Regions from separate parts of the Homo sapiens genome. Here all the other regions are linked to region 6. Evidence: chromatin loops called from intact Hi-C (ENCODE). Cell type or tissue: IMR-90. All regions are shown on one strand.

Region 1 (4,000 bases), 580 kb before region 6:
GCCTTCATTGCCCAGAAAGTCCAGATAGTCAAGCATCCAGATGTGTCTTTACTGGACAATTTTCCAATTCCAATTCCAGAGCAGCCATTCCCCAGGGCCAATAGGAATGGGTGGTTTCAGAGATCCAAAGAAAACAGTCCCAGACTGCTGGCAGGTAGGGAAGGCACAAAAAGCATGAATGACACTGTCTTCAATGGAAGTTAGGCTGGCTAATTAGGAGTCCTATGTCTCTCTGACCCACAACAATGAGTAAAGTTAAAACAAGTACAAAAGAGGGAGAAGAGAAGAAATTAGAACAAAAGGGAAATGAAGACGGAATGGGAGAGAGAAAAATGAGGACAAGAATCTGTAGGTATATCAATAATCGTGCTGGATTCAACCTCCATCACTGATGTCAGCCTTTGTTTAGAATATGCATGTGAGCGAACCCTTTCTATTATCTTCACAAGATCACCCAGACACCATTCTCAATCCTGTCTTAAACTTTTCCCACTTTACTCAATAGGACAGAGACTGACAGAAACATTTTGCCACACAGTTCTCTTGAAGAATTGGTTTTCTTTATTTAAACTTATATTTGACTTGCTTGAGATTTTATGACATGGACTCTCCGTGGCATAGTTCCCAAGAGACTCCTATGTATCGAAAGCCACCAATGTCCACCTTGTGACTACTAACAACTGGCTTTTGCTTCCTGTACCCACTCTGTCCACCTTTGGTTCATTGAGCAGGCATCAGGACTTCTCTCATTTAAGATAAATGGCATAAGTATACTGATTGCATATCCCACAGCTCACCTGGCCTATGTGGTGGAGGTGGTATGTGGGGAAAGAGATGCAAGTCACCTTTCCTTAGGCAGGTATTTTTGCTGTGTGTATTCTAAGTCCTTGGCATTATTCTAAGCATCTTCCCATATGATATTTTCTGTTTTGTCAGTTGCTTTAGCCTCACTGCTTAAAATACAGCCAGGCATACCTAAGAAACATATTAAATCTCTTTTGAATGAGTTAATACAGCAATCAATTTTCTCATTTTATCTTTGCAACAATCCTATGTAGTAGATGTTATTTTCTACAGGAAGAAATCAGCATTCAGAGGGGTCTGGTAATGACCCGAGATCATACAGCTAGTAAGTTGCAGCCCCTGGATTCAAACACAAGCTTGTTGGACTCCACTGTCTTAGTTCTTATAGTGTGTCAATCGGTTCGCTATAAATAGTTGTGGCACTTGTTTTCCCTGTGTTTGGGGAAAACAAAACCATGGCATTCAGAAGTTCAATGATGTTCTCCCCATCTGTTAATACAACTTTGCATGTTTTTGTTAGATCCTCCAAACCTTAAGCAAAGAAGAGGCAGTGCTGAGTAGGCTCTTAGTTGGCACGTGCTTGTCTTGTTTAGTCAGTGATTGCCTCTGGCAGAGGTAAACGAGGGCACCAAAATTTTGGCAGATGCCATTTTCACCTCTCAGCAATACTAAGACATTATTAAACAGAAGTTCTTTTGTCTGATGCATAGTAATAAAAGATAATTTTGATATCATTCAGCTGAGTTCATGATAGGAAGCAGATCAAGAGACTTTTTCAAGGTGACACAGCTAACCAAGAACTGCATAAGAACACACACATCCCAATCCCAGTCTAGTTGTCTCTCCATTTTTTCATGCTAAATGAGTTCTCTTTTTCTATAAGATTGTTGGCACTTAAGATTCTGAATTTCAATGGCCCCATTTACTTTTAATTAGTATTTATTATCCACATGTGCTTTGAAAAGTATAATGTTACTTTGTAAACTGCTATTAGCAAAGAATGAGGTAGGTTCCAGTTGGTTTGCCTCTTTCCACTCTTTATATATCTTTGTCTTACTTTATTTATTTCTCTTTTTTTTTCTTCACATGTTCTAGCTCCTTCTTTTATACTATGACCTAAATATACAATCATCTTAACTGGTGCTGTTACCATGGTAATGTTTCATGGTAGATAAGGGTACACACTAAAAACTCAGTTTTCTCATTTTCTTTCATTAGTAATGGAATTCCTTCTGTCTCTCTTTTTTTTCTCTGTCTTCCCCCATGCCCTCCCTCTCTCTCTGCCCCCCCTCTCTCCCCTCTTCCCTCCCAAATCCAAGCTTTCACTGAATGATGCCCTCTGGTGTTCAATAACTGGAAGCACATTGGATTGGATAGGACAAGGACATCCGTTTTAAAGCTTAGGGAGAATTTCAATTTCAAACAAAAATTCAACTGGACCTAAGCAAGAAGGACTTTGAATTAATATGTTTTTAAGCAAAGAGATTAGTAGAATACATTTGTTGTCTGGGCATGTCAAATGTTGTTTACTATGTATACAGTTATGGCAAAGGGGTGGGAAGGATATTTATACCCTTACAGGTTTAACATTGTTATGAAAATGTTCTTATGGAAGAAAAAGAGATGCCACCGAGATATCCCTGGGAGGATAGTCTGATAGAATATTCTGCACATTTAAGTCTTTAAGACTTCTAAATGGAAGTCTTCTATCTTTAGAATGGAAACATTTTTCTTGCTGAATATATATATATATATGTAAAAAATGCATGTGTGTGTATGTGTGTATATATATACACATATATACATATATACACATATATACATATATACACACATATATACATATATATACACACACATACACACACATGAATTTTATATATATATATATATCTCCAGCAAGAAAAAAATATATATACATATATACATATACATACACACATACACACACGCGTGAGAAAGAAAGAGTGGAGGTATTTGTTAGGTGAGAAACGTAGACGTTTTACTCTTACTTACATGATTGTGTGAATAATAATATCAAGCTGCACATTTTTATTAATCCCTAAATACATGGCAAACTAGAAGTGAGGTTGATATGCTATAAACATATCTTCTTTCTTTCTCATTCCAAATTCCACTGCTGCCCTCTGATCAGACCCCAGGTTAAATCTGTTCCCTCAGAGGCTTCCCTGGAATCCATCCCCCTCTTTCCATCCGGGCATCTTTTCAGACCTTTCGCACCTCTCACATGAACTATCACCAGAGCCATATGCTTCTAACCGGTCTCCCACTCTCCAGTCTTTCTCTAGTACAAGCTACTCCTCACATTGCCAGAGTGACCTTTCTAAAATGCAAATCTGAACATGTCGTTCTCCTGTTTAAAATTCTTCAGTGTTTCTCAACAGTCTAGGATAAACCCTGAGATCAAACCCATGTGAGAGCTTCCATAGCTCATAGAGCTGTTTTGCCAGCCATCTTTCTCACAGGCATTTCTTCATCCTCCAACTGCACAAGGAAAGAATCCATGCACATAGCTTAGTGTAATGACTGGTACAGTGTACATGCTAAATAAATACTAGCCAATATATTTATTTCCCCTTTATTCTCCTCCTCCTCTTCCTCCTCTTCGTGGAATTTATTATTATTATAATACTAACAGGCAATGATAAGCTTCACACTTATACTCTAGCCATTCCTCAAACTAATAATAATACTCATGAAAAGGTATGATATAATATGATGAAGTTAATGAATATTTGGCATCCTCTATCTCATTTAATCTCTCACAGCCATGTGCACCACCTGGTGCCCACTAGGTGCTCAGTATATTCCTGTTATTTTTATATACCTAATCAATATAATAATAATGACATTTTTAGCCCTTATTATTCATAGCAACATGTTTTGGAAGGCGAAGCCATGGGTGTTTTTATTTTAAAAAACAAATTATTTACAAAGGAGTTAACTTATAAAAATGCTAGGCAACTTGGATGGTTTTATCTGGTGCTGGTAGTAGAGTAACAGCTAGAACTTGTTAGGGATACAGATGACGTGAGAATAGAGGCCATATTTTATAAATGATGGCAATATACACTTACATTTGTATTTCTGTCTTCTCTTTAAAACGAAACCAAATGCCCTGATGTTTCCAAATAACACAATTAAGTGGAATTTTTAAAACCACTTTCTATTTTCA
Region 2 (4,000 bases), 500 kb before region 6:
GAAGAGGAAATGATCCAAGGCCATCTAGATTCTTCTCTCCTCATTCTTTATACACATACATATGCATTATATACATATGCATATACCTATACCTATACATTTATATATGTGTGTATTTTTCCCCTCCACAATGCCATTATTTTAAAAAGTTGGTGGTCTGTTGTCTGAGCAAATAAAGTAGGTACACACATGTGTTTAGCTTTGTGTGAAATCTCAAACTTTCACCATTCTCTCCACATGTTATCCTCATCTCATTTTTAGGATCAAAAGAAAGTAAGTTATTTCATGATTCTGTCGATTTCTTCCTCCATATTACCTGTCTTTCTCTAAGATCTTACTAAATTGTAGATTATCTTCTAAACTTAATAACATAGTTTATTTTATTTCTGTTGACAAACCTTGCATGTCTCCTCTTCATATTCAATGGATTCTCTACCTGAACTCCCTTTCTGTTTATTTCTCCCTCATGAACAGTGAGTTCATGGAACTATAAACAATGTAGAAAGATCAAAATACAGAAAAAATATGAAAGACTTTTGAAAAGGTAGGGGCACTGGATGTATTTTATTCTCCACTCTTTAACTGTGATTGGAGCCCAGGAAGCTGAATGATCTTGACTACATCCATGGATTCTTCCATCCTCGTAGCTGCCAGTTGGGTTCAACCAATGGGAAGCATCAGAAGATGATCAAGAGACAAGAGGACAGTTGGATTAAGATATTCATAACCTCACTACCCCTTCTGGGAGATCACTATAGATTGTTGCCTCCCTCTGCTAAAGACCACAGCTCTTGGCAGACATTCCTCAACACAGACCTATATTCCTGGTTCCAGGAATCCCCTCCTCTTCCCACTTTGGGCCTAATGGTATTAATACCCCTACTAGTACTATACCCTAAGTGCTGCACTTTCCTTTCTTGGTTTCTTAAGGACATTCTCGCATAGTTGTGTTGTAGATGGTAGGATAAATGAGCCGTAAAAGAGTTTTAAAAGTTCGTGTTTTCTTTCACATTGGGCAACTCCTTTTGAGTAAAATATTCACCTCTCCTCCTTCTTTCTCATGATTTTGAAATGCATCCTGACTGCTTCCTTTACTAGCCAAAGTATTTTATAATCCATTCATATTAGTGCATTAAATAACTCAATTCTTATGAAGCATGCTGCTGATCTGAATAATAATGTTATGAGTGAAAATGGCACCTTTAGTACTATTACTCTGGGGCTTCAACTTAGCATTTGTTTACTTCCTTGGAATACTCTTGTCCTCGGGTTTTCACATTCTACCTGGCTCCTAATTATTTCCCAATGGTAAAGTGCCAATTCTAATAGTAGAATAAGATGGGATACATTCAACCTTATGCACTGTCACCTATTATTCGTCAAATTCCAGCCATGAGTTGGATGAGCTCTGTATCCATGGCCATGACAGAACATAGTCCAGCTTGGCCATTCATTTCAAAAGGAATGTCCTGGCCTTTGTCTCTCTGTGCTTAAGGAGGCACCCTTTGCCCTTCCAAGCAGTTGGAGTATACTAGGACGTATGGTCATTGGTCTAGGCAGTTGGTTTTGCAGAATTTTGGAATAACTATCTTCACACATTTAAGTCTGGAGCATTCTCTATGCCCTTTAGTACTAATTTTTGAAAAATATTATCATAAAATGAAGTTGATAAAAAGTAATAAAGGTCTGTTCTCTTGATGCCTGAATTTCAACTTGGCATCTTAAGCATACATTATTTATGCAAAGTGTTATAAATCACCATATGCTCATTAACTACTTGTTGTCTGCACATATAATGAGGGTTTTTTGTTTATTTTTAATATATTTTATTCTACTTGAATAAATGGTAGTAATGTTTCAACTGATATTTACTGAGTAACTTCCCTCATCCTTATACTACTCCCAGAGTTAGAAGTAACTCAGAAGGAAAAATATTAGATTCCAGTTCACTCTGATGTATATTTTTAATAGGGGAAAAGAGAGATACTATAATTGTATCATATTACAACATAGAGAATAAAATTTAAAAATAATTTTGAACAAGACAAACAAGGTGATCTCACAGAAGGATGGAGTTATTTCAGGACTTTGGAATGGCATGGAATATAAAATATGGACTTTATGAGAGAGCAAGAAAGAATTGTTAGTCAGCGGTCTTTTTGTTTTGATTCCTCCTTGGTTTTTATACATTCTTTTTAATGTACTATTTATTTTCTGTTTGAACTGTTTTCTAGATGAGCCTTAATATAAATGTACTGTTTAAGGGGAAATGTCAACTCTTAGTCATCTAGAAAAAATGCTTCACTCTGACCTAAGATTAGTGGGTATAGATAGCAACAGGAAGCCTGGATTGAAAATAGACCTGGTTTTTGAATCCTCCATTACTGAACATCAATATGTAAAACAGATACAAATGGGGCATCAGTTGCAAAAGAAGACAGGAAGCCTCTACCCACATTTCCACACTTCCTCTACCCAGAGGATTTGAAAATTACTGGTATACTTTTTTATTGTTAGAGCATTCAAATGTTATCCTTCATTATTAAATAAATAAATGGTGACTGCTGACATATTAGCCTCAACTCAAATCCCTTTGTCTGTAGCTGTATAGTCAGTTGCCAAGAAGATATTTTAGTGTCAACTAAAGCAACAAATCAATGCAGACAGGGAACAGGGAGGGGGAATGGGATCATATGAAGGTTTTTTTTTTCCTCTCTCTCTTATTATTACACCCATTTACCAGAGGAAGTGTAATGCAATAGGGTGAGGACCTCTCTTCCCGCTGACTCCTTAGCAAACACGCTTGAAGGCTACATGTGACATAATGTGAGGTTAGCCCTGGGACTCACTGTTCAAGAAAGCTGGCGGGACTCCCCCTACTCCAAGGCCCCTCAGAGATGCCTAATGGAGGTGTGTTTTGGCCTGGATTGACAATCCTCTTGGATGACTGACTCTACAGACCAAGTGGCAAAACCCCACTTCACTTTGTGCTGGAAAGGCAGCACAGTAAGTCAGGAACTAACCTGCGGCAGGAGGCCAAGGATTTGGATGGCAATTTCTGTGCTTTGTTCAGTACATCTTTTGGGGGCAGCCCACTCCTATCAACATAACAGGTGTCATAGTGTATATGTGTGTGTGTGTGTGTGTGTGTGCACATGCACACATGTATGTGTGTATTTTCTAGAATAGCTCCATTAATGAAGAAACTAGGAACCAACTAAGGAACTGTTAACTATTGGCAAAATATTCAGTGCATTCTGATTTTCAAGTTGTTGACTTATTGGTTTGAAGCTTGTGCAAATAAACTGGAAATGTTAAACAAGCTGACAAACACATAAACCCACAAAAGATAATGACAGTCTATTTATTTGCTGTGCAATGACATCCATAAGATTATAAAAATACCAGCTTATTCTTTTTGACTATTACTCAGTGACACTCGAGAGACGAGTTGGGATCTCTGACAAACAGAGTATTTATGGGATGACATGTATCTGAAAAAGCCACAAGGTACATACCAGCACTGTGTGTCTCTATATTGTATAAACATATCTATTGTGTATTCACCCCTCAGTTTACAAGTTGCTATTTTTCCTGAACATGTTAAATGTTCTGTAGAGTTCTCTAAACAAATTTTAAATATTATGACATCTCAGTAACTATTGCATAGAAAATCTTCATATCTAGAATAAAACATAAAACTTTTTATTGAAGCCACATCTATAATTAGTCAAAACGTTTTATCAATTCAAAAGTTTTTAAATCAATTCACTAAGAATATCAAACTGAAATTTGACACTTTATAAATTAAGCTAGAAGTTTAAAAACTAAATATTTACCATTTGATCATCTGATTTTGAAAAATAACAATGACTCATAGTGGCTGCTTGATATTATGTAATCTATTCCATTTGGAAACATAGTTTGAAACTGATTACACTGGTGCCATTTTTCAAATTTTTAATTTTCTAATGAGAATTTGGCAAATTATTACCAGCAC
Region 3 (4,000 bases), 140 kb after region 6:
AGCGATTCTCCAGCCTCCGCCACGCGAGCAGCTGGGACCACAGGTGCAAGTCACCACACCAGGCTAATTTTTGCATTTTTTGTAGAGATGGGGGCGGCTTTTGCCGTATTGCCCAGGCTGCCCCCAAACTCCTGAGCTCAAAGTGATCCGCCCGCCAAAGTGCTGGGATTACAGGCATGAGCCACTGCATCCAGCTGATGCTGCGTCTTCTAACAGCCCTCATTCAAATCTTCTAGGCTGTGTTCCTAATTGTTTTCTCAGAGAAGGTTGTCAGGAGTTCTCGTGATACTGAGCTACGATTCCTCACAAAGGCAGAGCCCACAGGGTGCCTGGATTTCTCACCATCTCTTCTCCTTTTACCCTTGGTCTATGCAGAAAAGGACAAGTACACAGTGTGTGAATGTAAAGGTGCTTCGCCTCTCATCAATCAATTTGCTTTATGAACCGGATAAATAGATTCTTTCTCCTTTTTTCTGTAGCCAAATGATCAAATATGTCATTGTCTCCTGAATATAAGCAGAAAATCTTGCATTTCATCATTCCATCACCCTTGGAGTCATCAAAGGCCTCCTGCCTTTCACAGCACAGATTTTGTTTTGTCTTGAAATTCTCCCACAGACAACCAATATTAGGCTAATAGTTCTCTGGCTGAGGTGGGTCTATATCGCCCCTCCACAGCTCCTGAATAGTTTTTTTCAGCCAGCAGCTCTATCAGCATTCCCCAACAGCCAGCATTCCCGGAAGACAGCACAGCGCAGAAGTGTGGGGCACCGAGCTGAGCGGCAGGGAGCTCAGCTCCACCACAAATTGGCTGGGTGAGTTTAGGCAAGTCATTTAATCTCTCTAAGCTCCCCTCACATCTGTACAGCAAGAGTAATAATAATGCCTGACTTTTAGAGTTGTTTCATCAACTCATGTGTAGACATTGCTTAGCTAGTGCCTGACAAACAGGAAATGCTAAACTAACATTAGCTACTATGACTCAGCTAGATTTTGCTACCTCTTTCCAACCTTCCTCAATAAAGGCCCAGTTTCCTAGAAGAAAAATGCCCTCTTCCCATTTCTCCACTTAAAGTTGAGCCCTGAGTTTGCAAATCAGCCCCACCTTCAGCTGCCATCAAATCAGAAAGCGTTTCTTTTGCAGACTGTAAAGAACAGTAAAAGCAGAGGTTCCCTGCAGTAAAAAAGGGGCTATAAAAAACAAAATGGAAACAAATACACACTTACAATAGCAGGAGACATTAAAAATCTTGGGAAACAATCTGTGTCTTTGTCCTTAGAGAAAAACTTTACAAAAGATCTTAAAGCTGTTACTGGAAGCTCTGTCTTTACAGTAATCCGGAACCCGTTTCCACCTGAAGTCCAGACTGCACATTGAAAGGTTCTATGGGCAGGAACTCTGCCACGGCTTTCGTATTTTCCCAAATCATCTCCACCAGCTCACCTAGCACCCTTTCAATTAAATTATTTAATTAACTGCAACTTATTGCACTTGGTATATTTTCCACCAGAACTGAAGAAAGTTATCCTGATTGGGCCTAATGATTTTCCAGCTTGCAAAGTTCTTTCCTTCCTTCCTAGGAAAAGCAGGGCTGACAGATTGAGAACACCAGGTCCTCCGCTTTGTCCCTGAGCAGCCATGCACAGCAGCAGCTGGTCAATGCTGCCACCATCTGTCCGTTTTTAGCATTAGTTGTCACTGAATGTTTACCAAGTGCATTTTGAGCAATATTTTCATTCTGCAGTATACTAACATAAGGGGTGGCTGAAGGGTGGAGATGACAGCAAACTGATATTTTCTTCCAAGAGAACAGATGCACGTTGCGCTGCCTTGTAGTACATGCAGGCCAAAAAGCGAAGGACACTCACGTTTGGAAATCAAAGGAAAACAAGAGTTTTGCTGAGCTCTGAAAGAAAATGACCACACAGTATTGGATGACTGGGGGACCCTTTTGAATATGTGCACAATAATTCTTCCTTTTGATATTTTAATGTATGTTTGCACTTAATAAAGCCAACATGTGTTAAAAGAAATGTGCTTAAAATTAGCCCAAAAGAAATCAAGATAAAAATCAGAATATGACCTTTTCTTGAAACAATATAGAATCCACACTGAAGGTACACTGTGTGCTTACTCAGTGAGAGAGGATGAAATATAACTAGGCTGAGGATGAATGAGGAAAGGGGCTTAGGATGAGGGATTGTCCCTATCAATTAAAGGAAAATAATACTTCCTTCTTTGCATTGGCTGTGGTGAGTCAGGGCATGGGGATGTCTACCATTTGGGATGCTTTTTCATCTAGAAAAGCCAATAGAACAAGAAATAAGCATGAAGTGGATGGCTGGAGTCAATTTAATGTCAGGCCTTTTGGAAATAATTAAAATGGTTAAAGGTGGACTTGCAGATCCAGCCAAGTTCACCAAAGTCAGGAGCCAGATAGATAGGGACCATGGGTCACACACCTTAAGGAACCATAATGAGAGTACGTGAGCCTCAGGAGATCAGTTCATGTGCTCGTCAATATTTCAGCAGGGTGACAGCCATTAGGAGTTGAATAGGTGTCAACGTGGCCAAGGAAGTGAGAAAATACAAATTTATCACATGACCAAAGACAGGCTATTTCTCATTTATAAACATGAAGGTTTGAGATCATTCTTGAGTGAGCTGAATTTATTGCAGCCAAGAGATCTGAAAATGGGATCAGACCATCTGACAGCTGTAACTATGTGACAGCCTCTGAACTGTGCAAGCCAGTAACAAAGAGACTACACCTGCACTGTCCAACGCAGCAGCCATTGGCCACATGTGGTGATCCAGCACTCGAATATAGCTAATCCAAATTGGATGTGCTGTAAGTATAAAATATATGCTAGATTTTGAAGACTGTACAAATAGAACATAAAATATCTTAACAATGTTTATAAATTAACACATATTGAAATGATACTATTTTAGATAAATAAAATATATTATAAACTAATTTCACCTGCTTTTTACCTTTTTAAAAGTACCTTCTAGAAAATTCAAAATTGTACAAATGTGGCTTGCATTAAAGTTCCCTTGAACAATAGCCTATATTATTATAATGCTACAGCTATAAGAACCTTAGAGATCTGAATGCATTTCTTTGTAGATTCAGAAGGTCTCAAAAGAGGTTAAGGAACCTGCCAAAGGTCACAGAAATGAGAGCAGAACCACCTCTTTCACCTCCACTTCCAAGTGCATTATTGGGGAATGTTTCCCTCTGCTTTCTCATATTTTTTTCTTTCTTGAGACAGAGTCTCACTGTGTCACCCAGGCTGGAGTGCAGTAGCACAATCTCAGCTCACTGCCACCTCCACCTTCTGGGTTCAAGTGATTCTCCTGCCTCAACCTCCCAAGTAGCTGGGATTACAGGTGTGCACCACCATGCCCGACTAATTTTTATATTTTTAATAGAGATGGTGTTTCATCAGATTGGCCAAGCTGATCTCAAACTCCTGACCTCAAGTGATGTGCTCACCTCGGCCTCCCAAAGTGCTGGGATTATAGGCGTGAGCCACCACACCTGGCCTTTCATGTATTTTTTAAATAATATACAATTAAAGTAGCTAATATTGAAGCCTAAGAACTTTTTTCCAAAGTAATGCAAACTTTCTATACCTTAAATAATACTTTCTATACCTTAAATAATACTCTTAATTTAAACTAATACGGTTATGGGGTAATATAGCCTCATCCCAGTCAGTGAAAAATATTCAATTTCTGATTTCTCCCTAAGCTTTGTCACTTTACTGGCAGCATTCTGCCAGCTTCTACAGTGACAGATGTGCTCACTAACGAAAGGCTGAATACCTTGTGTCAAATATATACCTGAATTCAGAATTATACTCCACTTGCCTAAAGCCAGCAGTTTTCTTCATGAATTCCTCAGGCTGTTTCCTCTATATAAACTCTGCCTCCGCCCACAATTAAAAGTTTCATTTTCTAAACTAACAAAACAAAAAAAATCAATCACAT
Region 4 (4,000 bases), 1.0 Mb before region 6:
TTATATTTAGAGTGAGGTAGTTAATCTTGTCTGTTTCACACATATTACTCATTGCTTTTGAATTAGTTTGAGATAATGTTTTTATCTCAGTAAGGATAATTTTGGTGATTTACTGTTAACATATAGGACAATGAAAATAAAAAGATAAAAGGCTAGATAATCCCATTACTCTTAAATAGTCAATTATAAATGTTAGGTTCTTTTACCATAGAGATATTAAGCAACTTGTAGAGAAGCTCTTTGGGAAATAATTTCATCTTAAATAAGACTACTATCAAAATAGCTATCTTTTCCATTTGTTAACATCTAACCTACTTTTATCTTTATATTTAATGAGGATTTCTTATAGGTAGGTGGCATTATCTTCTTATTAAGTTATTTAACTATTAACTATTAACTTTTGTTTTTATTTAAGTTCAGGAACTTTGCAGATCTCTTATTAACTCTTCAGTTAATAATGAGGTAAGTCTTAAGTAAATATTCAAATTTTATCTAAGTTTTTTTTCACTTAATAGTGCCATCGTGAGTTCAGAGAAGACATTGAATAAGGATGAGAGGTGATTGATAAAGGGAGAAATGTGGAAGAATAATTTTTTATTCAAATACATAAAATTTTACCTATTTAGAGATTTTTTTAAGTTTATCTTCTGCATTTTTAAAAACTTTTAATTGATTATTTTAATGGACACATTGTATTTGTATATATTTATGGGGTACAACTTGGTATCTTGATATATGTCGTATGATGATCAAATAAGGATAGTTATTGTATTCATCACCTCATGTACTTCTGATGAAGACACCGAAAGCAATTGGGACAAAAGCAAAATTGGCAAATGGGATCTAATTAAACTAAAGAGCTTCTACACAGCAAAAGAAACTATCAACAGAGTAAGCGGACAACCTACAGAATGGGAGAAAATTTTTGCAAACTGCATCCAACAAAGGTCTACTATCCAGCGGGAGGGATCACAGAAAATAACTTGTGGGTACTAGGTGTAATACCTGGGTGATGAAATAATTTGTACTGCAAATCCCCGTGACACGAGTTTACCTATATAACAAACCTGCACATGCACTCCTGAACTTAAAAGTTAAAAAAAAAAAAAGAGAGAGAGAGAAAATGGTTTAGGCATTCAAAAAACTAATAGGTATTTTAAGAATGTAACTAATAATAGAAATTGGTAGGTAGCAAGCACTTACATTTCACAAAGCATATGTGGATGCATTACTCCATTTAAAGAACAAAGCCCGGCGTGGGGAGACACTCATATAATGGAAACACTGGAACTCTGAGATTGATCCGGACCCACAAAGCTCCCTAATGGCCAACCTAGGATACACTCAGACTTGGGACTGTTTAGCTCCACGTCTCGTGGTCTTTATATGTGTCACAGTTAAGAATCAGACCGTGACAGACACAAATCATGTGAAACGGCGTCCCTCTCTCTCTCACCCATTGATCCCCCGCAGTTGTAGATGTGATTCTGCTTCCTAGTAAAAGAAACTTGCAATAAGAGTATGTGTCCACTAGAGGGCCGAACTCAGAATTCGCCGTTCTGCTGTAGAGCCCAAGTAGACAATGCCATCAAATGCTCCAGGCTCTCTTTCATCAGCTTTGTACCACCTGATTCAAACGCTAAAGCCCTGGGCATAGAGTGCAATGAAAAACACTCTTAATTCCAAGTAGAAAAAATAAAAGTTGTATTTTTCCCTGCTTGTCGATGCCTTCCGTGTGAAGTATGTTGTAAACTGTGACACCCCATGGAGCGTGGTGTCTCACTATTAAGCGAAGCCTTTTCCTGTTTCTGATGTTTGCTGGGTTGGCAGGAAGAAAAATATCAGTTCTATTTTTTAACCATACTATTTCTGTTGCCCTAACAGACTCCAGGTAAATTAATTTACTTTGAATGAGTCATTAGTTCCCATTTGCTAGAGTTCATGAAAATGAAAGCATGAAACAACATTTTATAGAAATTCCCTGAGGCACAGAACACCAAACCTGGGAAAGACGTTAGAGTCCAAATTCCTTATTTTATAGACAATAGAACCAAGTTTGAGAGCAGGGTTGCCCTTAATTACCCAGCTCACCTAAATCAGAGGCTGACCCAGAACCCAGGTCTCCTGTTTGCATGGTTCCATCCTACCCAGATTTTTTTTTTTTTAACACTGGTCCATAGAATCCTTTGGTGGCCTGACTCTCATGTTAATAAAGCCTGATCAGAGATTCTTGATTAAGTATATTGTTCACATATATTTTAATTTCCATTAGGAAATACTATTGTACCACATCAGTCAGTCCACTGCTAGAGAAGACTGGGGGGATCTTGCATCCTTATGCCAGTTAGGTCTCCTTGCACACAATTCCTGTGAGCATCCTAGAGATCCATGCCTCCTCATTCCTGGATTTGCAGAGATGGAGAGCTCACAGTTTTGAGGTTACCTAATTCTGTTGATTGAGTAATGTTGATTAAGGATTCCCACCTTACTTTTGTTGGAGGAGAGAGAAAAGTTTGGGAAATGGGATTGGGGGTAGGAAGTAGGGAGAATAATTTAAGATTGCTGTCCTTTCTTGTCTGATGATGAAGAAGTACAGAAGGACTGGGTGATTCATCTGAGATTCTGAAATTAGATGTCAGAATAGGCATTATATAATGCGATAGAAGGCTCGTTAGACTAGTAGTCAAATACGGTAAGTACTGACTCCATGATATAAGGGGCTGCTCAAATCTGAGAGTCACCTAAACACCTTCTTTCTTCAAATCTCTAATTCCTCCCTAAGTATTGTCTAAATAGCCCCTCAATATATTCCTCTCAACTCTGTCCTATCACTTTTGCTTTTTTCATCCAGATATGCCCAGCACCCTCCAGTTTGTCCCCAGTATTGCAGTTTTCTGGACCTTCCCCAGAAGCAAATACAATCTTGCATCTTTTCTGATTAAAATCCTTTACTGGCTCCCCCACTGTCCATACTGATAGCTATTCAATTGCACTTTGGAGATGAACAACTCCATTTTTGGAGCCAGAATATGTCCTTTTCCTTTCCCACTAATTTGCTTCCTCACCTAGGAGACTCCCTGTCTAGCTTGTCCTTTCTTCCTTGCTGAAATTAAATTTCTATATGATAAAAGAGGCTGGAAGCTGAGGAAGGTTTTGCAGGAATTGCCCCAGCCATAGCTACATGCGGCAACAAGATGCATGATATTTTAAGTTATGAGTAGCAGAAGCCTGTACATAATCAGAAAGATTCTAACATATTATACCTCTAAGAAAAAAATAATATGCACACATGAATGTACATATATCTCTGGACAGAGCAGCCACTAGGCTCCTGATGTGACTTGCTCTACATTCCTCTCCCCCTGGGGAACCACACAAGTGTTTTGCAACCTCCTTTCTCACCTCTGCCTACCATGCTGTGTTGCCTCTGAACATTTATATTCCACCTCCTTCTTTTATTTGTGGTAATTTTATACATGACAGCTACTAACTAACTAAGGGAAAATGATAGAGGGTCCTATTTAAAAAACAAATGCAAGCCTGTTAGTAGAAGCATAATCCCTGTAAATAGTATAGCTTTCTCAGCTAAAAATTTAAAGCAGGAGGGTTTTTTTAAAGTATAGGAAACTGGGGCTTCATTTCATCTCAGATTCCTCATGAATACATCTTGGAGATTCATGTAGCTATATTTTTAAACTCATATCCAGAGGCACACCCCCTTCACCAACATATATAAAAGATGATGAGGGGATTTTTCTTATCTTTACGTAAGAGCAGGAGTCTGTACCAAGTTTGCGAGGTCATTCAGTAACAAATTTACTCAGCATGTATTCCTTCCATAGCTCCCAGAGATCAGGTACCTTGCTAGCTCTTATGGTTGGAGATACACAGATGATGGAGTCTTGTCCTCCATCCCCTCACACTGAGAGGAGGCAGGGAATCTGACATGTAAACAAATGTGCACATGACTTGCTATATGCTATAATAGAAATGCTTGCCA
Region 5 (4,000 bases), 290 kb before region 6:
AGCACTTTGGGAGGCCGAGGCGGGCGGATCACGAGGTCAAGAGATCGAGACCATCCCGGCTAAAACGGTGAAACCCCGTCTCTACTAAAAATACAAAAAAATTAGCCGGGCGTAGTGGCGGGCGCCTGTAGTCCCAGCTACTTGGGAGGCTGAGGCAGGAGAATGGCGTGAACCCGGGAGGCGGAGCTTGCAGTGAGCCGAGATCCCGCCACTGCACTCCAGCCTGGGCGACAGAGCGAGACTCCGTCTCAAAAAAAAAAAAAAAAAAATCTAACTTCTGCTAGCATATATCCTCTTTGTCATCATTATTATAAACAATTTACAGATGCAGAAACTGAGGCTGAAAAACATTAAACACCTTACCCAAGGTCAGATTGCCAAGGTTAATGGCTATTCTGGGACTTAAACTCAGATCTCTTTTATTTCATAATTTATGAACATAAACACTATGCTGTCCTGAAAATAACTACATTTTCTTTAAAAGCATCTTTTTATAAGTGGCTTCTACAGCACTATAAATCTCAAAATTCTTTCTCCATATACCATTTAATTTGTCAGTTTCTTTCTCAAAATGTGGCCCTGAAATTAACAAAATGTTGTCAGTTAAAGACGGAGTTCAGGGGGATTATCACCAAATTTGGTTTGGACCCCAGAAGTCTATCTTAGTAAACTAAAATTGTGTGGGTGTTACCAAACTTGTATTTTGTGATAAACAAAAGTTTCAGATCATTTTTATATAAATTTCTTCAAAGAAAGATCTTCCCAATCTAGTTATAAAATTTATTGTTTTAACTAAAATGCAAGATCATTTATCTTTGTTAAATGTCATCATTTTGTATTAAGCCTGCACAATCATTTTAAAATTTGATTGTGACATCTATCATATTAGCTAGTCTCTGAATTTTATGTCATCTGCAAATTTGATAACCATGTTTTCTAAGCATTAAGTCATGTCATTGCTATAATATTAAAAGGACAAGATAAATCAGAGAGGTTACAAATATTCTATTAGAAATGGCCCTGAGTACAAAAAGAACTAAACTTGTCTGGAAAAATTGCTCAAATTTGTAGGACGGTGATCCAGACAATACTTCGCCATATTATTAACCAAGAAACAAGAGTAACCTTTAGTTAAATGCTGTGTAGAAATTATCATACCCTACATGTCAACCTTTTCAAAACAGAATAATTTGTTCTTACATATTCTTAATTAATAAACCCATATTGGCTCCTGCTCACATCATCTTTTCTACAGGCTCAGAAAACATAGGGTTAGTAATACACTCTGAAGTTTTCAGGGAGCAAATATCGTGTGTTTGGGGATCTTGTTTCTGGGAAAGGAAAACACAGGTCTTTCAGTGGAAGATACAGTGAAAACACGCTAATATTCTCTGTGGTTCCACTTTTTTTGTTTGTTTGTTTTTGTTGTTGTTGTTGTTGTTGTTTTGAGACGGAGTCTCGCTCTGTCGCCCAGGCTGGAGTGCAGAGGCACGATCTTGGCTCACTGCAAGCTCCACCTCCCAGGTTCACACCATTCTCCTGCCTCAGCCTCCCGAGTTGCTGGGACTACAGGTGCCTGCCACCACGCCCGGCTAATTTTTTTGTATTTTTAGTAGAGACAGAGTTTCACTGTGTTAGCCAGGATGGTCTCAATCTCCTGACCTCGTGATTCGCCCGCCTCGGCCTCCCAAAGTGCTGGGATTACAGGCATGAGCCACCGCACCTGGCAGGTACCATGTTTTTTAGTATTACATGATGGTCTTTCATTTTCATCAACAGACAAACCCTGACCATTTTATCAACTTCACAATAATATGTGCCTATCTTTTATATGTTTGAATATTTTGAAACTTTCTCATTGTCTTACACATGTACAATGTAAGGGTGTTATGAAACCAGAAGACAGACTATATAGAACTGGCATAGAAACAGTCTAAATTCCTTAATATTGCCAAAGCAATATGCCATTCAAAATACATCTTGTCATTTCAAACCTTCCTAATAATTTACTATACTGGCCTATTCTTCAAAAAGATAAACTCATCATCCTATAGTACTTTATTTTAAAATCTATCTCCTCTTACAATAAGGATTTTTTAAAAGTTTTCCAATCAAAATCGTAGATTTAACCCAATATTATATTTGAACTCTTATTCAGTGAGCCTTGGTTTCAGCAGGTGGATGTGTGTAAGTCCTCATTTTACATTTTATGATTTTTATTGATTTTGACCTTGCATGATTTAGCTATTTCAGTCTGTCTTTTGTTTCTTTTGAAATAGGAATTGGCCTTCTCTGAACCTTCTCTGGATCTCCAAGGTTTTGCACGTTTCTTAGGTATGTTAATTAGGCATTCTTGAAGTGTTGTCCCAGTGGGGATGCACTGATGACTTAGGTCATTTGAGTCTTCTCCATGCAATGGGAACGTGAATCTTACTGCAGTTCCGTCACGTTCCACATGATGGTGGCCTTGTCTCCGCAAACCGGACTTCAGGTCCCTGTGTGCTAAGTTTATTGGCCTCAATTTCAAGCTCTGGTAATAAAGCAGCTGTCAACTTGCCAGAGCCCCTGTGAAACAGCTGGGATTCTCAACTTGGGCTACATCCAACACCTGTGGCTACGATACAGGGATTGTGAGAGAGAGGACGCTTGACGAAGAGCAATGGGACTGTCTGAACATTCTCAAATTCTAATTTACTCAAGCATGTTTGGTTTTGAGTTTTACTTTTCTGTAGAATATTTTCCTAAAACAATTCAAATGTTGAGGATAGAGGATTGAGGTGCATAGTGAAAATTTAAATAATGCTGTGTTCTATACTGTGCTTATTAGGCTTTACTTCTAATCATTTACCTGTCTCTAGAGCCGTGCTTTCCGATACAGCAAACAAGCCACATGTTGCTCCTGAATACTTAAGATCTAGTCTGAATTGAGATCAGCAGTAAGTGTAAAATACACATGAAATTTCAAAGATTAAATATGAAAAAGATTATGTAAAAATTATACTTTAATATGAAAACATAATACTCTGGATATATTGGGTTAAATATATTACTAAAATTTATTTCACCTGTTACTTGTTACTTTTTTTTAAAGTGGCTACTAGAAATTTTTAAATTATAGGTTACTCGCTTTGGTGGCTCACATTATATTTCTGTTGAACTGAGCTGGTCTAGAAGCCTTGATGATGTTTACTAAACACTGAGAGTTCTTGTACTCCTTTGCAGTATTTTTCTCATGAAATCTCTCAATTCCTCAGTGTAGTTATCAGATGTACCCCAGAATCTGAATTTTCAGGAAGTGTTGGAGGCCTTGAATGGATACATTTTAGAAGGCTCCCAAAGAAAGCTTCATGATTATAACTGATCATCAGAATTATGTGGAGAAAGCATTATAATTTATTTATGATTCCCTCTACAGAAATGTTGATTCAATAAATGTGGGTTGTTGATATTTTGCTCTGTGTTTTTCTTTCTCTTTTCCTTCCTCTCCTATAGCTTTACCAATAAAGTAGGAGTGATACCCATGTAGGGAAATACTCTGTTGCCTGAAGAAACTGATGTGAAAGGAACATGATTATCAGGGGACTACCAAGAGATATGGGTTGAACAAGAGTCGAATGAAGGTTGGCACCTTCAGCTGTATTCCAGAGTTGTTCTGGTGTTTCAGAGTAGGGCATGTTCAATTATTTAATCAGAACATGAACGTAAATGAAAAATGAATCAATTCACCCTATGGTGTGAGAGGCTGATATATAACTATGAAAATTACATGGAATTTCTTCTTAATATTTTATTATCCCATAATTTAAAAATACATATATTGGACACACTTTAGATTGGAGAGCCATCAAGCCTTTCCCTCCATTACTTAAATACATCTTGTCTATATTTTGAAGCTGATGAATCTTCATTTAACATGTTTTCTTAGGAAAGAGGCCCCTGAAGAAGTAAAATGCATGAATTTGAAGTAGCCAACAGACTTGATGGGGTAGATGGGGCACTT
Region 6 (4,000 bases):
TCTTTTCCCCTCTCCTGACCACAGCCCTGAGAGTTTCCTGGACTTTCTCATTTACCTTTGTCACAGTTGGGTGGAATCCAGTCTTTCCTGGATAGAACAGCCTCCCATCATGTGCTCACACCTTTTTCCTATGGTGAACATGTAAGAATGTTCATGCCTGGTCAGCATTCCCCAGGTTCCACTTTCCTCCCTGCTTCTTGAGCCATGATGCTTGTCCTCTGTTACACTCCTACGTAGTCCCGAATGAAAACCGATTTCCCAGTTGGGCATTCTCTCCAGGCACATTTCAACGGTCTGCATCACAACTGCAGAAACCTCATCTTTTTCTTCTGTTTTACCGTGAAGTGGTGATGCTACACAAATTCCATCTATTTCCTAAAACTGTTGGTAGACAAGAATCTTCATTCAAATCAAGTGAGCAAAGGTATGATTTACTGTGCTGTGAAAGCATGGCTGCAGATTATCATCTCTGTGCAATAGCTTTCTTCCCTTGAGCATCTCTCAAGGGTGCATTGCCTATCCTGGAGAACTAGTTTGCCAGGCCTATGACATCATTTGGAGGACCCAAGGGAGAAAGAATGAGACCATGGATCTGTGTGACATCTTCACCATTATCACTCTAGCCCCAAAGCATCTCTAATTAGGTAAAATAGGACCAGAAATCCCACAGCACTGCAAATCTCCATCGACTACATAATCCTCTCTTTGTTTGCTTTTGGTCCTTCTAATTGTGAATATTTCTCTTAAAACAGTGAACAAAGCACATACAGTAAAAGAGAGCAGGCGAGAATGAGAGTGAGAGATGAAAGTTACAGCAAACACACAGAGTGGCATTGAAATGAGAGAAAGACAAACACATTCTCTATTCAAGTGGTCACAAACCCATTCAGGGAATGCCAAGCAGCCTCAAAGGTAACATTCATGACCAACAGAGGGAAGGGGTGCAGAAAGAGCAAAATGAAAGGAAGAAGACAGAGATGAGCATTTGTGTGGAGGGAAGGAAATCATTTCCAGCATGTAAATAATAAAGGCTGCTTGGTGAGTTCCTCATTTGATACAAATTTCTACCAATTCCCTTTATTATCATAATTTCCCAGTCTTTAAGACTCACCTACCCAAATATATGCCTTGATGACCCCCATGTGAGCTGGGCTTGAAATATCTTGTTTTTTTTTTTTTTAAATAGATTCCTATATTTAGATATATTTGGCTTTTAGAAAATAGCACTGTTCAGGTTGGGGAGATATTGGTCAAAGGACGTATAATTACAGTTCAGCAGACTAAGTTCAAGAGATCCATTGTACAACATGGTGACTTTGGTTAATGATGATATAATATATTCTTAAAAAATGCACAGAGAGTGCATATTAAGTGTCCTCACCACAAAAATAACTGTGTGATGTAATGCATTCATTGATCAGCCAGGTTTAGCCATTCAACAATGTATACGTACTTCAAAAAATCATGTTGTACACAATAAATATATGCAATTAGTCAATTAAAAAGTCTAAAAACTAATTTTAAAAAAACGCTGTTTTACCTTTAGCATTTACAATTCCATACTTTCTGTATACCCTCCTCAGTTTGCTGAGTCGCCTGAATGTCTTTCGAGTATAAAATTTTACTGCCACCTACTGTTAACTTTTAAGAACTGCAACAAAATGAGGGCAAAGCAGTTTGAAATGTGAGAGATTGAGGAAGAATGGGCGACAGTGGACACAGAAAAGAAATAGATAAAATAAAGAGATGAAGTTGGAGAAAATAATACTTCACAAGCTTATTTATCCTGACGATGTAGCCATCACATTTTAGCATTCTGTAGACAAAATGAAAAAAGAAATAATTAAACCCAGCACAGTTGTGAAGCAATAAAGGATGGGTGGCTTGCCTTTAGAAATCAGTCTCTGCAATATAGTTGCCAGCCCACTTTCTAAAAAAAAGGGTGAAGAAATAGAAAAGGCACATTATTCTAAAATCCAGACAACGGAGACATACCCGGAGAGCCAGGAGGAAGGACCCTTTAGGAAAAGCCAAGCTGCCAGCTTTATCCTAGTGACTCTGGGAACCCCGGCCAACAGCTTCTGTTGAGACATAATCCATCTGGATTTTGTAAATGTGGACTTCTTTTTTTTCTTTTTAAGCATAAGTTGAAACATGAGGGAGCTCTGGATTGTGAAGGCAAGTCACATGAGAGCCACGTTTAGTCTTAGCACGTGGGGCTTATAAGCAAGGCACCTCACTTATCTCGTGATCCCGGATATGCAATATCTCCCTGTGGTAATTGAGTAAGGGCTCAGCCACAGCTACTTATTTTTAGGAAATCCAAATAAGGACTTCTGATCCCAGTTTTAGAAAATGGGAGACAAAACTAGGCGGGGTTGGAAGCTGGTTTGGCACCTCTGAAGATAACTGTAACATACCCCAGCAGCTTTCTGACAACATCTCCTCCCACCCCACCCTTCTCAGGAGAGGGTGGGAACAGAATCTAAACATTGTCTGCTTCCTCCTGACTCTAATGTGTCTAAGGACAAGAGAGTTTCTCAGTTATAGATCAGTTCGAGGAGCTCTGTGAAAAAAAATATAATGAATGCAGATAAATCATAGTAATATTGAAAACAAGAAATTAAAATGGGCTCGACAGACTGTGAGAATAATTCAGTGACTCCAGTGTTAGATATTAAGAACTGCTATGTACTTAACTCTATTCCAAGAGCTGTGGGAGGTACTTAACTTAAAACATTCCATTCCCACCTTTAAGGAGCTTGTAAGGGAGTCATGGAGTAAGACCAGCATCTCACAGAGTATTGGAGAAAACTGTTGGAGGATTGTTGTTCTTATGTGTGATGCCTGGCACAATCATCCAGAAAAGTTAAAAAAAAAAGGGGGGGGGGCGGGGAATGTGGTCTCCATCTCCCTGAATTCCAAATAAGTAGTGCTAGCATGGTGTGGAGATATCTCTTGTTCTGATCTTCTTAGAGTAGGGGGTTCAGAGGGCCCCAGAAGTACCGCAGAGAAGTCCCATGCCCGATATGACTCCCCAGCCACCACCATTTCCAGTGATAATATGACATCCCTCTCACATTCCTCAACTCCACACTGAACATGGTAAGTGATTACTGCTCCACATCCCAGCAACTTGAGATTTGCAAGCGAATTTTTTTGAAAATATTTCAAAATGATCACTCTTTCACACTTTAGATCTGTTTAATCAAATTATTCACCTAAGACAGACACACTGAGAAAACAAGAGTGTTGGTGGAAGTTGGAGAATGCAGCCGGGGACCAACAGTTTATTTTGGAGGTGAATGCCTGGGAAACAATTCTTCCTTGCCACTCTACCTACCACTGTGCTCACCAACAGTGCCTACAACTTCCTATACCGACCATACTTACCTTTTACTTTCTCGCTTGTGAAATACCAACATTTCTCCAAGTCAGGCATTCAGGTGTGTCTTTATTATTTTGATCTGTGAATTCCCTGGATCCAGCATACTTATATTCAAATTTGAAATATATAAATGGAACCCACAGCCTAACAAAAATGGTCAACATTTTACATATTATTTTGTTATCACTATTATTTTGTTATAATTTGATAAGTACTGGGTTTAGTATAGCAATATAAATAGACACGTATTTATTTTGGTTTGACAAAGCACCTTTTCTATCAAGGGATGTTCTATGAATGGAACATCCTTCTATTCATCCCAAAAGCCTGCCTTGTTGGATGCCTACCATTTTAGGTATGGTGCAAAGTGCTATGGAGACAGAGGGAGAAATGCACAGTTTGGTCATCCAAGGAACTCACATGCTTTAAAGAGGGATCCAATCAATACTGCCTCACATTCACAGTATTCCTGAAGTGTGAATAAATATGGCTGCCAGCTTTTACAAATGTAAAAAGAGAGCCACTTAACACTAATATTTCCTCATACTCTAATCATTGGCAAAACTTGGAACTCATGGCAATGAAGGGCGAGAATTTCCTGGGATTATTTCA
Region 7 (4,000 bases), 370 kb before region 6:
TTACAGGCATAAGCCACCACACCTGACCAAGTTTTTCTTTTTTACATTTTTTGTAGAGATGGGGGTCTCACTATGTTGACCAGGCTGGACTCAAACTTCTGGGATTAAGTGATCCCCCCACCTAGACCTCCCAAAGTACTGGGACTATAGGCATGAGCCACATATCCAAATTTGTTAAACTGATAAATTCATCAGAATTTGTGAATTCTGATAAATTCACAAATTCTGATATACATTTATAAATTCTGATTAATTTTATTAGATTTAGCATATAATCGTACCATTAAGTATGTGGTTAAACTTAGCCTATGATCTTACCATTAAGTATGTGGTTAAAAAAACTATTATGGGCTAAAATCATGTTAAATGGAAAAATTTAGATATTTAGAGAGTTTATGTAACTCTAATCCTTACAAAAAGCAAATAATGTTGATGCAGCCGTTAAAAAGCAATGCAATCTTAGGCCAGGCCAATAAAAGTAGTTTGTAATTTCAACACAGGATTCATAGTCCCACTGCAGCCCAAACTAAGTGATCCCTCCCTGGGTAATCACATTTTAGGACAATCACGAACAGGTTGATTCTATCAACAGTAGAGTGACCAGACTAGTGAAGATTCTGAAGGCAATACCACATGTTGAGCAGATGAGGAAAACTCATGGGTTTAACTTAGGATCATAGTAGGACAATCATAACAGCTCTTTCATTGATTTGAAGGGTTGTCATATAGTAGAAAGGAAGTGCTGTCTTTTAATGCTCCAAAAAACAAGAACACAAAAAAAAGAAGTTAGCAAGGATGGCTGTAGGGTTGAACAAGCCTTCTTCCCCACAGTGGTGGTGGCAGTGGGCGTGTGCTAAGTTTCTCACGGCTGGGGTTTCCCAGCAAAGGCTCGCTGACCATCTGTCAGAGATGCAGCAGAAAGACTTCCTGCACCAGGTGGGAGAATCCAGTACATGATCCCCAGGTTTCCTGCCAGCTCTAAAAGCCTATGTTTCTAATTGGACCACATACACATGGCCTCCCTTCACCTTTCTCTCCCATAAATATGAAAAAATTCTTTTAGAACAATGTAAAGGTGGAACTTTGTTTCTATGTTAACACAAAAGGGAAAACGAAAACAGAGCATGATTCTCAAGGTGATCCAATCTATGATGGCATTATTCATGCGGTTGTGCTCCTTCACAGATTTTATTTTCCCCTTTTTCTTTCCTTTTCTTTATTCTTTGCTTGCCTTTTTTTTTATGGAGGAGGAGGAGGAGGAAAAGAAGACTGATCTGGAAATTGCAAGCTTCTATGATTACATGCATAGAAATCATATTTTGGTACACCACAAAATAGTGTCATGACTTTCTTTGTATATAAGTATTTCCATCAAAGTTAGTACGATAGATGGCATGTTTTGATTATTAGTGATTTTATATTTATTTGTATTCATGTGCCTCCATTGCTAAGGACATGTCTAGACCACTTTCAAAGTCTAGAACCTGGAATTCCTCAGTGCAACCTGTTTGGTTAAATGAATTGCAAATCAGCTTTATAAAACATATGTTTTTTTTCTTATTAGTATGTAAAAGTCTACAGATGCCTTAAAACATTTCATTCATGCCTAAATTGGCAGGAATTTTTTTATTCCTTTTGGTTAATACCCTTCTCCCTGGGGTTCATGCAGAACTAATGCCAAACTTACTCAATGTGGTTAGCTTATGTTTGTGCAACAAGCTTATCATCCACGATGAACACATGGCTTTTAGGCACAGAAATTAATCAGTGCTGGAGAGACACAGTGCTGGCATGGATTCCAGGCTGTCTGCTTGCATAAGCCTGCACTTGGGATCTATTACACAAAGCAGGATCCAGGATTACAGAGCACAGAATCCCAATCATAGATCTTTGCCAGCCTCAAACTTTGCAGAAAATGTCTAACTGTTTTTGGGGAAAAGAGTGAGAAATATGGGTGGATAGTTAAAATTGGGTTAGTAATATGCCTTTTATAGAGGGCTCATGTGAGATTCAAATAGAATATTACATGCAAAACACTTTAATAATGTATGCCTTTCTTCATTTAAAAAAAGGACTTGAAGTAGTTTACAGTGACACATAAATATGGCAAGGTACCATAAATTTGAAATAGATAAAGAAGAAAAAAGCACAGAGCCATTTAAGGTAGCCAAGAATGAGGCTAATGTAAGTCTTGCGTCCTTGTTCTTGCTTTTTGGCAAAATCAGATTTGATCATTTTATCAGTCAATATATGAAGATTTCAAATCAGTTCCATAGTGCCAATGTCCATATGATTAAATTGCTCAAGAGATGGACAGGTATTCCCTAGATTATGGTAGTAGGAAGTTTATTTTGTGAGTCTTCCAAAATAGAACACTGTCTATTACAGTGAACAACATATCCTTCTCAACAACTTAGTAACATTTTCAGAGCCCAACTATGCCATATTGTGATACATTCAAAGCCATCCTGGAAGATTCAATAATCCACACAAGGTTCACAGCTCTCTGCTGATTTGTCTTCATCCAGAATGGCAAGTACAAGGAATAATGAACTGGTTGCTGTGAAAGCATTTTATAAATTGCAGAACAGTATGTAAATGCAAGGCATAATAATTTTCATTATCCTCTTGACTTTGAAAGCCAGGTGGTGAACTTGACACTTAAGTAATCCCCAACAGGAAACCTAAAATACTAACAACAAAGAAGACGACTATAAGAAATCTTATCTTCCTTTTGTTTCTGTTTTGCTGGTTAACGCTTTTCCTTTCAAATAGGTATGACAGTTGCACATTAGTATCTAAACTGGGAGATCAATCAGTGATTGTTCAATTTGTGGAAAAGTAATTGTGGATTTTGCCATCCTTTTTTTTTTTTTTTTTTCTGAGACAGAGTTTTTCTCTTATTGCCCAGACTGGAGTGCAATGGCGTGATCTCGGCTCACCACAAACTCCACCTCCCAGGTTCAAGCAATTCTCCTGCCTCAGCCTCCCGAGTAGCTGGGATTACAGGCATGAGCCACCACGCCTGGCTAATTTTTTATTTTTAGTAGAGATAGGGTTAATTCCATGTTGTCAGGCTGGTCTTGAACTCCTGACCTAAGGTGATCCACCTGCCTCGGCCTCCCAAAGTGCTGGGATTACAGGCATGAGCCACCACTCCTGGCCGGATTTTGCCATTACTTTTAATGGCAAAACCACGATTATTTTTGCACCAACCAAATACAAACATCCTCTAAGGTAATGACTCTCTGAACTTACTGGATTTCCTGCCTATCGTAGACAGGCAGATTCTCATAGTAGGGAGAGATGATTTACTCATGCAACAAAAACACAACATGAAAAATCTAAAATATCAAATAATTTAAAATGTTATTTGCATATTTGAATGTGGGTATATGTAATATTTTAGAAAGCACCAGTAATTCAAACCAAAGACAGATACTGCGTAATGACATAAAAACTGACCTCTGCTATCAAAGTCTTTTGTTACAACTTCCTACTGAAAATGGTCTTTGTTACATTGAGTTTAACCCAAAATACATCTATCTGGCTCCAGTATCTTCCCTCTCTAAAGATACTATCTATTTTGCTCTCCCATTTATGAGGGGCAGAACAGAAGAGTTTTGTTTTGACACTTTTAGTTTATTAATAGTTTAGTTTTAAATTTAAAGTAACCGCCTTAAAAAATAAATAAAATAACTTTCTTGATTCCTGAATAGACAGAGAAACAAGAAATGTTTCTTAATTATTGATTAAATATTCTTCAGTCTCTACTATGAACCACAATTTCTTGTCATCACAGAAAACAATAATATTAAAAATAATGAAAACAATTTTGGACAGTTTACTCAGCCAGGCACCATGCTAAGTTCTTTATATGCATTACCTCATACTATCATCATGGCAGCCCTATGAAACTACCTGGGATCATTTCCATTTCACATATAAAAAATTAATTCCCAGAGACACTAAATAACTTTCCCAAGGCTACAAAGCTAGT

Evidence for each region. Peaks named below come from ENCODE experiments on the same cell type or tissue, not always from the same donor. Only the 100,000 strongest peaks of a DNase experiment are listed, where the experiment ranks them.
Region 1: it touches region 6 in a loop (4-fold over the local background); 5 of 110 quality-filtered maps call a loop at or near these places.
Region 2: it touches region 6 in a loop (4-fold over the local background); 2 of 110 quality-filtered maps call a loop at or near these places.
Region 3: a loop joins it to region 6, with 5 times the contacts of the local background. A loop is called at or near these places in 28 of 110 quality-filtered maps.
Region 4: it touches region 6 in a loop (27-fold over the local background); 27 of 110 quality-filtered maps call a loop at or near these places.
Region 5: a loop joins it to region 6, with 12 times the contacts of the local background. A loop is called at or near these places in 58 of 110 quality-filtered maps.
Region 7: it touches region 6 in a loop (7-fold over the local background); 3 of 110 quality-filtered maps call a loop at or near these places.

The regions. Positions count from the first base shown.
Region 1 is chr7:136,872,481-136,876,480 of GRCh38, forward strand. All of the region lies in intron 2 of CHRM2 (cholinergic receptor muscarinic 2), which reads left to right. Among named protein-coding and RNA genes, the nearest start is that of CHRM2, 5.8 kb to the left of the region's middle. In IMR-90, a CTCF peak has its summit at 2,152 (motif pointing left); a DNase peak (open chromatin) is centred at 2,051; H3K4me3 peaks cover 436 bases; H3K27ac peaks cover 2,085 bases.
Region 2 is chr7:136,954,128-136,958,127 of GRCh38, forward strand. The region is part of intron 2 of CHRM2 (cholinergic receptor muscarinic 2); the gene reads left to right. All of the region lies in intron 2 of LOC349160 (a long non-coding RNA gene), which reads right to left. Among named protein-coding and RNA genes, the nearest start is that of MIR490, 53 kb to the left of the region's middle. In IMR-90, no CTCF peak of the experiment used is centred here; a DNase peak (open chromatin) is centred at 2,234; H3K27ac peaks cover 3,079 bases.
Region 3 is chr7:137,590,793-137,594,792 of GRCh38, forward strand. The region is part of intron 12 of DGKI (diacylglycerol kinase iota); the gene reads right to left. Among named protein-coding and RNA genes, the nearest start is that of PTN, 250 kb to the left of the region's middle. RefSeq lists enhancers at 1-144, 145-645, 279-1,478. In IMR-90, a CTCF peak has its summit at 1,669 (motif pointing left); DNase peaks (open chromatin) are centred at 949 and 1,639; H3K27ac peaks cover 1,542 bases.
Region 4 is chr7:136,404,855-136,408,854 of GRCh38, forward strand. It overlaps LOC105375523 (a long non-coding RNA gene), which reads left to right. Exons shown (of 6, transcript NR_187964.1): 5 at 416-462. Among named protein-coding and RNA genes, the nearest start is that of MTPN, 430 kb to the left of the region's middle. In IMR-90, a CTCF peak has its summit at 1,538 (motif pointing right); no DNase peak of the experiment used is centred here.
Region 5 is chr7:137,166,910-137,170,909 of GRCh38, forward strand. No RefSeq gene overlaps it. Among named protein-coding and RNA genes, the nearest start is that of PTN, 170 kb to the right of the region's middle. In IMR-90, a CTCF peak has its summit at 2,457; a DNase peak (open chromatin) is centred at 2,482.
Region 6 is chr7:137,452,759-137,456,758 of GRCh38, forward strand. All of the region lies in intron 27 of DGKI (diacylglycerol kinase iota), which reads right to left. Among named protein-coding and RNA genes, the nearest start is that of PTN, 110 kb to the left of the region's middle. In IMR-90, a CTCF peak has its summit at 1,639 (motif pointing left); DNase peaks (open chromatin) are centred at 1,643 and 2,233; H3K4me3 peaks cover 217 bases; H3K27ac peaks cover 1,966 bases.
Region 7 is chr7:137,080,145-137,084,144 of GRCh38, forward strand. All of the region lies in intron 1 of LOC349160 (a long non-coding RNA gene), which reads right to left. Among named protein-coding and RNA genes, the nearest start is that of MIR490, 180 kb to the left of the region's middle. RefSeq lists a silencer at 830-1,022. In IMR-90, no CTCF peak of the experiment used is centred here; DNase peaks (open chromatin) are centred at 1,447 and 1,757; H3K27ac peaks cover 3,139 bases.